2 separate regions of the Homo sapiens genome follow, and region 2 is linked to region 1. Evidence: chromatin contacts called from ENCODE Hi-C data. All regions are on one chromosome and are shown on one strand. Each heading gives the region's core, a stretch centred on a gene start or an enhancer-like site at or near the end of the contact. The rest is flanking DNA. Distances are from core to core; before and after follow the strand shown.

Region 1 (4,224 bases), core at 438-2,937:
CCACAGTGCTGGTTCTGAAGACAGGCATAGTTTAGTGGAAAGAATATGCGTTGAATCTTTACAAGTGTCCATCTTTTAACTGTGCTTCTGCTACTTACAAGCTGTTGAACAACATCTGTCAGACGCATGTACCGAGCGATATGAAGTGTGCATTGTGCTCGGAGAGTGAAGGGCGTTAAACGACAGCGAGGACGAGGGGCACGAGCCCGGCCTGCAGCACGGCCACAGCCTCGCGCTTACTCCTCCATCGCCTCCTGGAGTCCCCGAATTCATCCCGCATCCTGCTGGGAAACAGCGTCCATCCGACACAGCACCGCCCACAGCGGGCCCTCGGCGTGGCCCGCAGGCCCTTCGGACCGCCTGGGAGCGCGGCCACACGTGCCAGCAAGTGAGGGCAGCGACCTGGGACCGCCGCGTCTACTTACACCGCGACGACTCCGCGATCCACGGACACCGCCCGGCCCCCACGGCGGCCCTGCAGGGGAGAACTCGGGCCGCCTTCCCGAGTCCCGGCCGCCGCTGTTCGGCTCGCGCGGCTGCCCGCCGGGGACCCGAACGGAAGAAGGGTGGCGAGGCGGGAAAGGAAAAGGCCTGAGGGTCCAAGGCAGGAGGGGACACACGGAACACGCCGAGGGCCAACCACGCCGCCGCGCGCTCCCCGGCTAGGACCCACCTGCTGCAGGTACTGGTTAATGGTAATGTGCGCCATGGGAGCGCCGCCGAACGGAGAGCGCCACCCCCTACGCCTCAAGCGGGCCAGCTGGCGTCACTTCCGGCCCTCGGTCCGTCTGGGTCCTGGCGCCCCCGGCCCCGCCGCGGGTGCGCAGGTTGGTTCCGGAGGGAGAACCTGGGGACCGGCTCGGCGACGCGCTCGGGCTGAGGGGGCCCGGGGTCTTTCTGCCGGGGCCCCGTCCTCTCAGCCGGGACGCCAGCGGCTCTGATTGTGTGTTCGGGCCCGCCCGGGCTGAGGGGTTTGGGGTCCAGTGGCGAGGACAGCCCCACGGCTAAACTGCCTTTCACTGCGCTGACCCTTCGTCTGCCCCTTGTGAAAACCAGGCCGCGGAGGACCCTCCGCGCCTGGCTGGGCCAGGGCCTCGGGGCGCGCGCGCCCGAGGAGGGGGAGGGGGAGGGACATGGCGCGCGCTCCCGAGCTCTCATAAGGTGCCTCCGCCGCGCGCTCCCGAGCCTGCAGGAGTTAGGGCACGTCCCGGCGCGCACCCCTGAGCCCTCGAGGTGGTCTCACGCCCGGGGTGGGGGTGCCGAGCCCTCAGGAGGCGCGCGCCCCGGGGCCCTCAGGAGGGTGTCCCGGCTCCCGATCCCCTCAGGAGGGGTGCCCGCGGCACGCATCCCCGAGCCAGGAGGGGGTGCCCGGAGCCCTGGGGGCAGGGTCTCGGTGCGCCCCCCGGAGCCGGGGGTGAGGGTCCCGATCCCTCAGGACGGGAGTCCCGGCGCGCGCCCTCGAGCCAGGAGGGGGTGTCCGAATCTCTTAGGGGGAGTCCGATCCCTCAGGAGGGATTCCCGGCGCGCGTTCCTAAGCCCTCAGGAGTAGCCGGGCGCGGCGGCGGTTGGGCTCGGGCACGCGGGCGGGGCGGGGCGGGGCGCGCGAGGAGGACGGGGCGGAGGCCGCGCGGACCGGGGCGGGCGGAGCGGAGCTCGGCGGGCGGCGGCGCTCGGGGCGGGGCGCGGCGGTTCCGGCCCAGCCATGGCGGACGAGGCCCCGCGGAAGGGCAGCTTCTCGGCGCTCGTGGGCCGCACCAACGGCCTCACCAAGCCCGCGGCCCTGGCCGCCGCGCCCGCCAAGCCGGGGGGCGCGGGCGGCTCCAAGAAGCTGGTCATCAAGAACTTCCGAGGTGGGTGCGGCGGCCGGGTCGAGGGCCAGGCGCCCCGGGCGGGGACCCCACGAGACCCCGCCCGACTTGGGGGGAAGGCCCCGAGATCCGTGCGGGCCCCGGGAGCGGGGGCGCCGGGGCGCCGGCCGGGTCGGGGGTGGCTACGCGGGGCGCTTCGCGGCGCGCCCTGAGCCGCCCGCTCTCCCTCCGCCCTGCAGACAGACCTCGGCTGCCCGACAACTACACGCAGGACACGTGGCGGAAGCTGCACGAGGCGGTGCGGGCCGTGCAGAGCAGCACCTCCATCAGGTACAACCTCGAGGAGCTCTACCAGGTGAGGCGGCGGCCGGGGCTGGGGACGCCGCTCCTGCCCCGCGTGACGCAGACGCGGCCGGGCGGCCGCTCCGGGTGCCTCGCAGGCTCTCGCCGGGGAGCGGAAAGGCAGGGCGTTTGCCTCCACTGCAGGGCCGGGAGCCCCAGAGGCAACAAGTGGTTTTGTTTATTGCCGTGGTGGAATTTTTGTTTTCAGGCTTAAGCTGCTTAGAACCATATTTAAAGTTATCCCATTACGGAAGAGAAGGAGGTGTGTTTCTAGGAGCCACGTGACTCATATTTTGCAAGTATACGGCAAATTATTTTCTCGTTATATGTAAAACTCATGACTGTGTCACTTGCCACAGTAATAAGAGGGTCTTTTCTCTGTTGTGTTTTGTGATTAATGGTTGCCTTTAAGATATTCAAACAGATTTTGAAAAAATTCAAAATTCAGAAAAAGTGGTTTTGTTCTCTGTTGTGTTTTGTGATTAGTGGTTGCCTTTAAGGTATTCAAACAGATTTGGTAGCATTTAATTCAAAGTGATGGTGTTCCGTTTCTGAAGTAACAAAAAAGTACATTTTACCATACTTGGATATTTTATTTATAAGCGACTTTTTTTCTGGTGTCTTCTTTTTGTAAAGTAACATTCATTCAGTAGTCTAATATCTATATTTTAGGTCACGATGTGTCATACAATTATTTCTATTAAAAGGCTTGAATTAAAAAAACTTTTTTTCTGGATATGCAAGTGACTGCATTGTAAAAATTATAAAAAATACAAAAAAGAAGACTTCAATCACCTATACTCCTACCACCCAAAGAAAACTACTGTTGACAGTTTGGTGTACATACATCCATTCTTTGTCTGAAGTGTAAGTGGATGATGTTTTCTTACCAGCTTTGAGATAGAGTCTACATATAATGTGCACTTCAGGAAGTTTTAACAGATGCATGCAGTTACGTAACCGGCACCACGGTCAAGATGGAATCTTTCTTGGTAGAATGGTAGAATATTGCTACCACCCCCGAAATTGCCATGACCACTTTTGCAGTCAGCCCTCTCCCCTGACTCCTAGCCCTTGGCGGTCCCCCATTTGCTTTCTGTTACTATATTTTGCGATTTCTAGAACCTTATCTAAATGCAGTCATGTATTTCATAGTCTTTTGTATCTGGCTTTCACTTAGGACAGTGCTTTTGAGATTCATGCACAACGCAGTGTGATTGTAATTTATTACCTAGTAGAATGGGTATACCACAGTTGTTTTATCCATTCACCAGTTAATGGACATTTGGGTGTCCATGTTTGGGGTTTTTTGTTTGTTTGTTCTTTGAGACGGAGTTTCACTCTTGTGGCCCAGGCTGGAGTGCCATGGCACGATCTTGGCTCACTGCAACCTCCACCTCGCAGGTTCAAGCGATTCTCCTGCCTCAGCCTCCCGAGTCGCTGGGATTACAGGCACCTGCCACCACGCCTGGCTAATTTTTGTATTTTTAGTAGAGTCGGGGTTTCGCCATGTTGGGCAGGCTGGTCTCAAACTCCTGACCTCAGGTGATCCACCCACCTCGGTCTCTCAAAGTGCTGGGTTTACCAGCATAAGCCACCGCGCCTGGCCTTGGGTTGTTTTAAATAAAGCTGCTGTAAACATTTGTGAATAACCCTTTGTTTGGACATATATTCTTACTCCTCTCAGGTGAGTTCTGCTTACTTCTTTATCTAGAAGTAAGTTCTCAGGGTCATATGGAAAATGTATGTTTAACTTTGTACGGAATTTCTTGTTTTTGCAAGTGACTGCCCCTTTTGCGTCTCTCCCAGCAGTGTATGGGAGCTCCGGTTCCACTCCGCCACCAGCGTGTGCGTCTCTCCCAGCAGTGTATGGGAGCTCCAGTTCCACTCCGCCACCAGCGTGTGGTGTCCTCAGTCTGTAACTTTAGCTGTGCTTGTGGGTGTGTGGTGGAGTGTCATTGTAGTTTTAGTTTGCATTTCCCTCTGATGCTAAGCATCTTTGTATTTACTTGCCATTCTATGTATCTTCGTTGACGAAGTGTCTATTTAAATATTTTGCTCATTTTTATTGGGT
Region 2 (4,224 bases), core at 687-3,186, 1.0 Mb after region 1:
AAGTTAATGAGCAGAGTTGATTACTGCCTGCTTGCAGAAGTGGGAAAGGAGGAGGAAAAGGAAATATACAGGGGGACAAATTTTTAAACACAACTTCAAAATATTACCCAGTCATATATGTATACACACACATAGAAAATTACACGGCAGATTACTTACAGTAGCGTGAGAGAATTTTTGAGTGGGTGGGATTCTTTACAGCAAGTTTTTTTTTTTTTGCTTCTTTGAATTTTTTTTACTCTTTTAGGTTTTTATATTTATAAAAGTTATATTTACTTTTTAAAAGTGTCAACCTTAATATTGAGATTCAGAAATATGATTACATATAGTGTGTATTTGAGCACAGAGCCTGAGAATGGCCACCTGGACAAATGGGGTCAGCCTTTCCAAGTGGAGCTCAGGTCTCTCTTACCAGGCGGAGACAGAAGCTCCAGCAGGATCACCACAGTTCTCATATGAGACCAGGGGCACACGCCGCAGCGGTTCCATTGGTTAGGGATCTCTGTATTTGAAGGAAGATTGCGTTATAACTCCATGAGGAGGGGTAGTGATCTGAGGGGGTCTTATCTCCGGTGCCATTTGGTCTTTATTGTTTACAGGGAAAAAGGCAGAAGTTACAGCTGGGTGTGGCATGACCTAGGCCGCGTAGCCACATTCCCCTCAAGGCTCAGGTAATTCAAAGTTCCAACAGCTTCAAGTTTAAATTATTTTAAGTTTGAATGATTTAATTTCACAAAAGGTAATATATGCACATTGACTGAAATTCAAAAGCACAAAAAGATATCCAAGGAAGTACCTCTCCCACTTCTACCATCTCTCATCTTCCAGCACTCCTTCCAGAGGCCTTGCGCTATGCCGGTTTTCTCATTTTTCCTTCCTGGGACAGTTTAGGGATTTTTCTACCTATCATTAAATTCGTATTTTACTCAAATGCAGGCATACGATAAACACGATCCTATACTTGCTTTTTCCCACATACTATATCTTGAAGATCGTTCAATGTCCATGCAAAGCTGACTGTTCTTTTGAACAGCCAGCGAGTATTCCATTACGTGAGCGTATCATGACCTATTTACTCAGTTCCATACTTCATGGGTGTTTAAATTGTCTGCAATCTTTTGCTATTACAAACGAAACCACAGGTCATTTTGCACACATGCAAAAATGCAAATCCATGGTATATTTCCCAAAATAAAAATCATTAGGTTTAACAGCACGAACACCTTTAAATTTGGAAGATATTCCAATTCGTTCATCCTAGAGAGTATACCAATACCACTCACAAAACTTGAGGGTGCCTGCTTCCCGACATTCCTGCTAGCAGTGTCATCAACCTTTGTGATCTTTGTTAACATATGAAAAGTGGTACTCTAATTTTAATTTTTATTATGAATTAAGTTGGACTTTCTTTCGTATGTTAAAGTCTATTTGCATTTCTTTCCCTGTGAACTGTTTTTTGCCTGTCTTTCTCCTGAGCCATTGGTCTCTTCCCACTGACTTATTACATATATGTAAAGGGAATATTGGCTCTACATTATAAGGAAATTCGAATTTTGTGATAGGTTTCAAATTTTTCCCTAGGTTGTCTTTGACTTCATTTGCTGTTTGTGCACACAATTTTTTTTTTTTGTAATGAGAGTGCGTTGCTCTTATTTTTAAAATGTTGACTACATTCTGGGGAAAGAAGGCTCAGCAGCCACCTGCTTTTTTGCCCGGGTGGGTGGTCCGGCCCCGAGCCCTCCTGACTCTCTCGCCAATGCCCAGAGGCGCCGCAGCGATTCCAGGGAGGCCGCGCTCTCGCCCCAAGGCAACCAGAAGCCCACGTGCCAGGAGAGGCATCGGAACCAACAACTCGGGTCCGTTTTCCCGCGCCAGATGGGATTCGTTTGCTGTGGACTTCCGGGGCGGGGCCTGCCTGGAGCGGAAGAGCCTGGGCAGTGCACGGGGCCTGGGTGGGGGGTGCGGGTGTGGGTGGGGACCTGCGGCCTTCGAGTCCGCGGCCTTCGAGTCCTGGGGCGGCGGCGGCGGCTGCAGGCACGGGCACGGGCACGGGGCGGGGTGCTTAGGGTGCAGGAGGCGCGCGCCTAGCGGCGGAGTGTGGCGTGAGGCCGGGCCCGCGCCGCCATGAACCTAGAGCGGCTGCGGAAGCGCGTCCGGCAGTACCTCGACCAGGTGGGCGGCCCCGACTCGGGGTGCGGGGCCCAGGCCTCGCCGGGTCTTTTTCCGCGCGGCGTGGGGCTGGGGTGACTGTTGTCGGGGCTCTTGGTGGGGAAGGACTGGGCCGGCCCTGGGCCTTCATCTGGGGCCAGCAGCGCTGTCTCCGCCTCGCCCAGAAGGGAGCGGTCCCTGCAGCTGGGAGGGGCACAGCCCGGGGAGTGGAGGCCCCCGAGCGCACGGGGCGCCTCAGTCGGGTCTGAGCCTCGTTCTGCACCTGGCGCGGAGGAGGTGCCCAGGAAACACTGACTACTCAGTGCAAGTTGAAGGACAATTTTTGGAGGAAAGTTGCAGGGCTAGCTAATAAAACATTTTTGAGAGGTTTAGTTGTAATTTTTACTGGGCTGAATTTAAGTGAATAAAGATGTGAAGAAGCCTGTTGTCTCAAATCAATACTTTAAAAATTCTCGTTAACTATGTCTGTGTTCTCTGCACTACCTTTGAATAGCAGAGAGCGTTTAAGGCAAGAAGTGTCTTCGAGAATCAGCAGCATCAGTTTTATCTATATTGTTGTTTATTTTTTGTTGAAATGCTTGCTCTTTCAGGAAATTGGAAAGAAAGGGAAAGAAAAGCCATGGTAATGCAGAGTTTTCGGAATTGGGTGCTAACTGACGTGGCCAAATGTTTGCAGTCCATTTGGAGGGCTGTGTTTTTATTTACCATGAGTCAGTTGAATTCAGTGTTTTCTGATCACTTTTTCTTCGGTACGGAGACGTAGTGAGGAATATGACAGGCCCGGTTTCCAGCCAGAGACACCGGTATTGAGCATATTTATAACTATCCCGTTGGCATTCCTCCTGCCTCGGGCTAGCAGCAGTGGTCCTGGCTTGTCTCCAGGGGAACTGAGGCAGAGACTGTAGAAGACTGAGGACTGAGGAGCAGAACAGGGTCTAAAGCTAGCCGTAGGTCACTGTGGGTGGCCCTCATTGTCGGCTCCTTCATTTTTGTTAGACTTGGAGGAGGTGAGTTCTTCCCCATGTTCAGTGAAGCTTAGTTAATTTATGTGTGTGTGTTTTTAAACTTGAGTGTTATTAAAACTGCCACTGTGTTATATAAGGTATTTGAGTATAGTGTTCTGTCTTCTAAATTTCACTTTGGGATTCATTAACAGCTCGTTGAAAGTGTTATATAAATCACACATGAATTGTTAATGACTAGCTTTTGCTGTTTCACTTGCATTTCACTTGTATGTTTCACGATACATTTTTACAGTGTATGAGTTTTAAAAAATTACCTTCATAAGTTGCATATACAAAGATATTACAGGAATGTTTGTATTGCGACACTGAACTAAAATTTACCCTACGTGAGATGTAAGATAGAGATGTAACAAATTGTTGTCTTGAGATGAAGATTTATTACATAGAATTATATTAATATATTACATAGAATTATAATAATATTAGATAACTGTTTAAGACTATTAAAATAACAGGGCAGTTACCACCTTTTTTTTTTTTTGGTATGCAGCAACAGTATCAAAGTGCTCTATTTTGGGCAGATAAAGTAGCTTCACTCTCTCGTGGTAAGTGACAAAATGCTAACTGGTTTTCTGATTAATCTTAAAATTCGTTTTCTATTTCACCTTGTACCTCTGACCACTTATGTGAATTTTTCCCTCCAGAAGAACCCCAGGACATCTATTGGTTGGCTCAGTGTCTTTACCTGACAGCACAATATCACAGAGCCGCCCATGCACTTCGGTCACGAAAACTGGACAAAGTAAGTGATGGTATGAACTTTAAAGCTCTTCAGAGCTTTAAAAAAAATGTCATTAGTGGCCGGGCGCGGTGGCTTACACCTGTAATCCCAGCGCTTTGGAAAGCCAAGGCAGGTGGATCATGAGGTCAGGAGCTCAAGACCAAGATGGTGAAACCCCATCTCCGCTAAAAATACAAAAATTAGCCGGACGTGGTGGCAGGCGCCTGTAATCCCAGCTACTCGGGAGGCTGAGGCAGAGAATTACTTGAACCTGGGAGGTGGAGGTTGCAGTGAGCTGAGTTCGTGCAT

The links. A loop is a pair of places that touch in the nucleus more often than their neighbours do. Pooled maps may share reads with other maps.
Region 2: a pooled map shows a loop between it and region 1 (13-fold over the local background). The contact joins the promoter of CDC16 here to the promoter of CUL4A in region 1. A Hi-C loop is called at or near these places in 3 of 37 single-sample maps with no recorded cell type and 7 of 50 pooled maps.

The regions. Positions count from the first base shown.
Region 1 is chr13:113,207,926-113,212,149 of GRCh38, forward strand. It overlaps CUL4A (cullin 4A), which reads left to right and starts at 1,688. Exons shown (of 20, transcript NM_001008895.4): 1 at 1,688-1,850; 2 at 2,048-2,163. The coding sequence starts at 1,703. It overlaps PCID2 (PCI domain containing 2), which reads right to left and starts at 744. Exons shown (of 14, transcript NM_001127202.4): 1 at 674-744. The coding sequence starts at 709. RefSeq lists enhancers at 1-449, 450-1,099 and silencers at 634-923, 1,184-1,453, 1,554-1,883, 1,944-2,183.
Region 2 is chr13:114,232,961-114,237,184 of GRCh38, forward strand. CDC16 (cell division cycle 16) reads left to right here and starts at 1,937. Exons shown (of 18, transcript NM_001078645.3): 1 at 1,937-2,172; 2 at 3,685-3,739; 3 at 3,839-3,936. The coding sequence starts at 2,125. RefSeq lists an enhancer at 1,736-1,785 and a silencer at 1,896-2,255.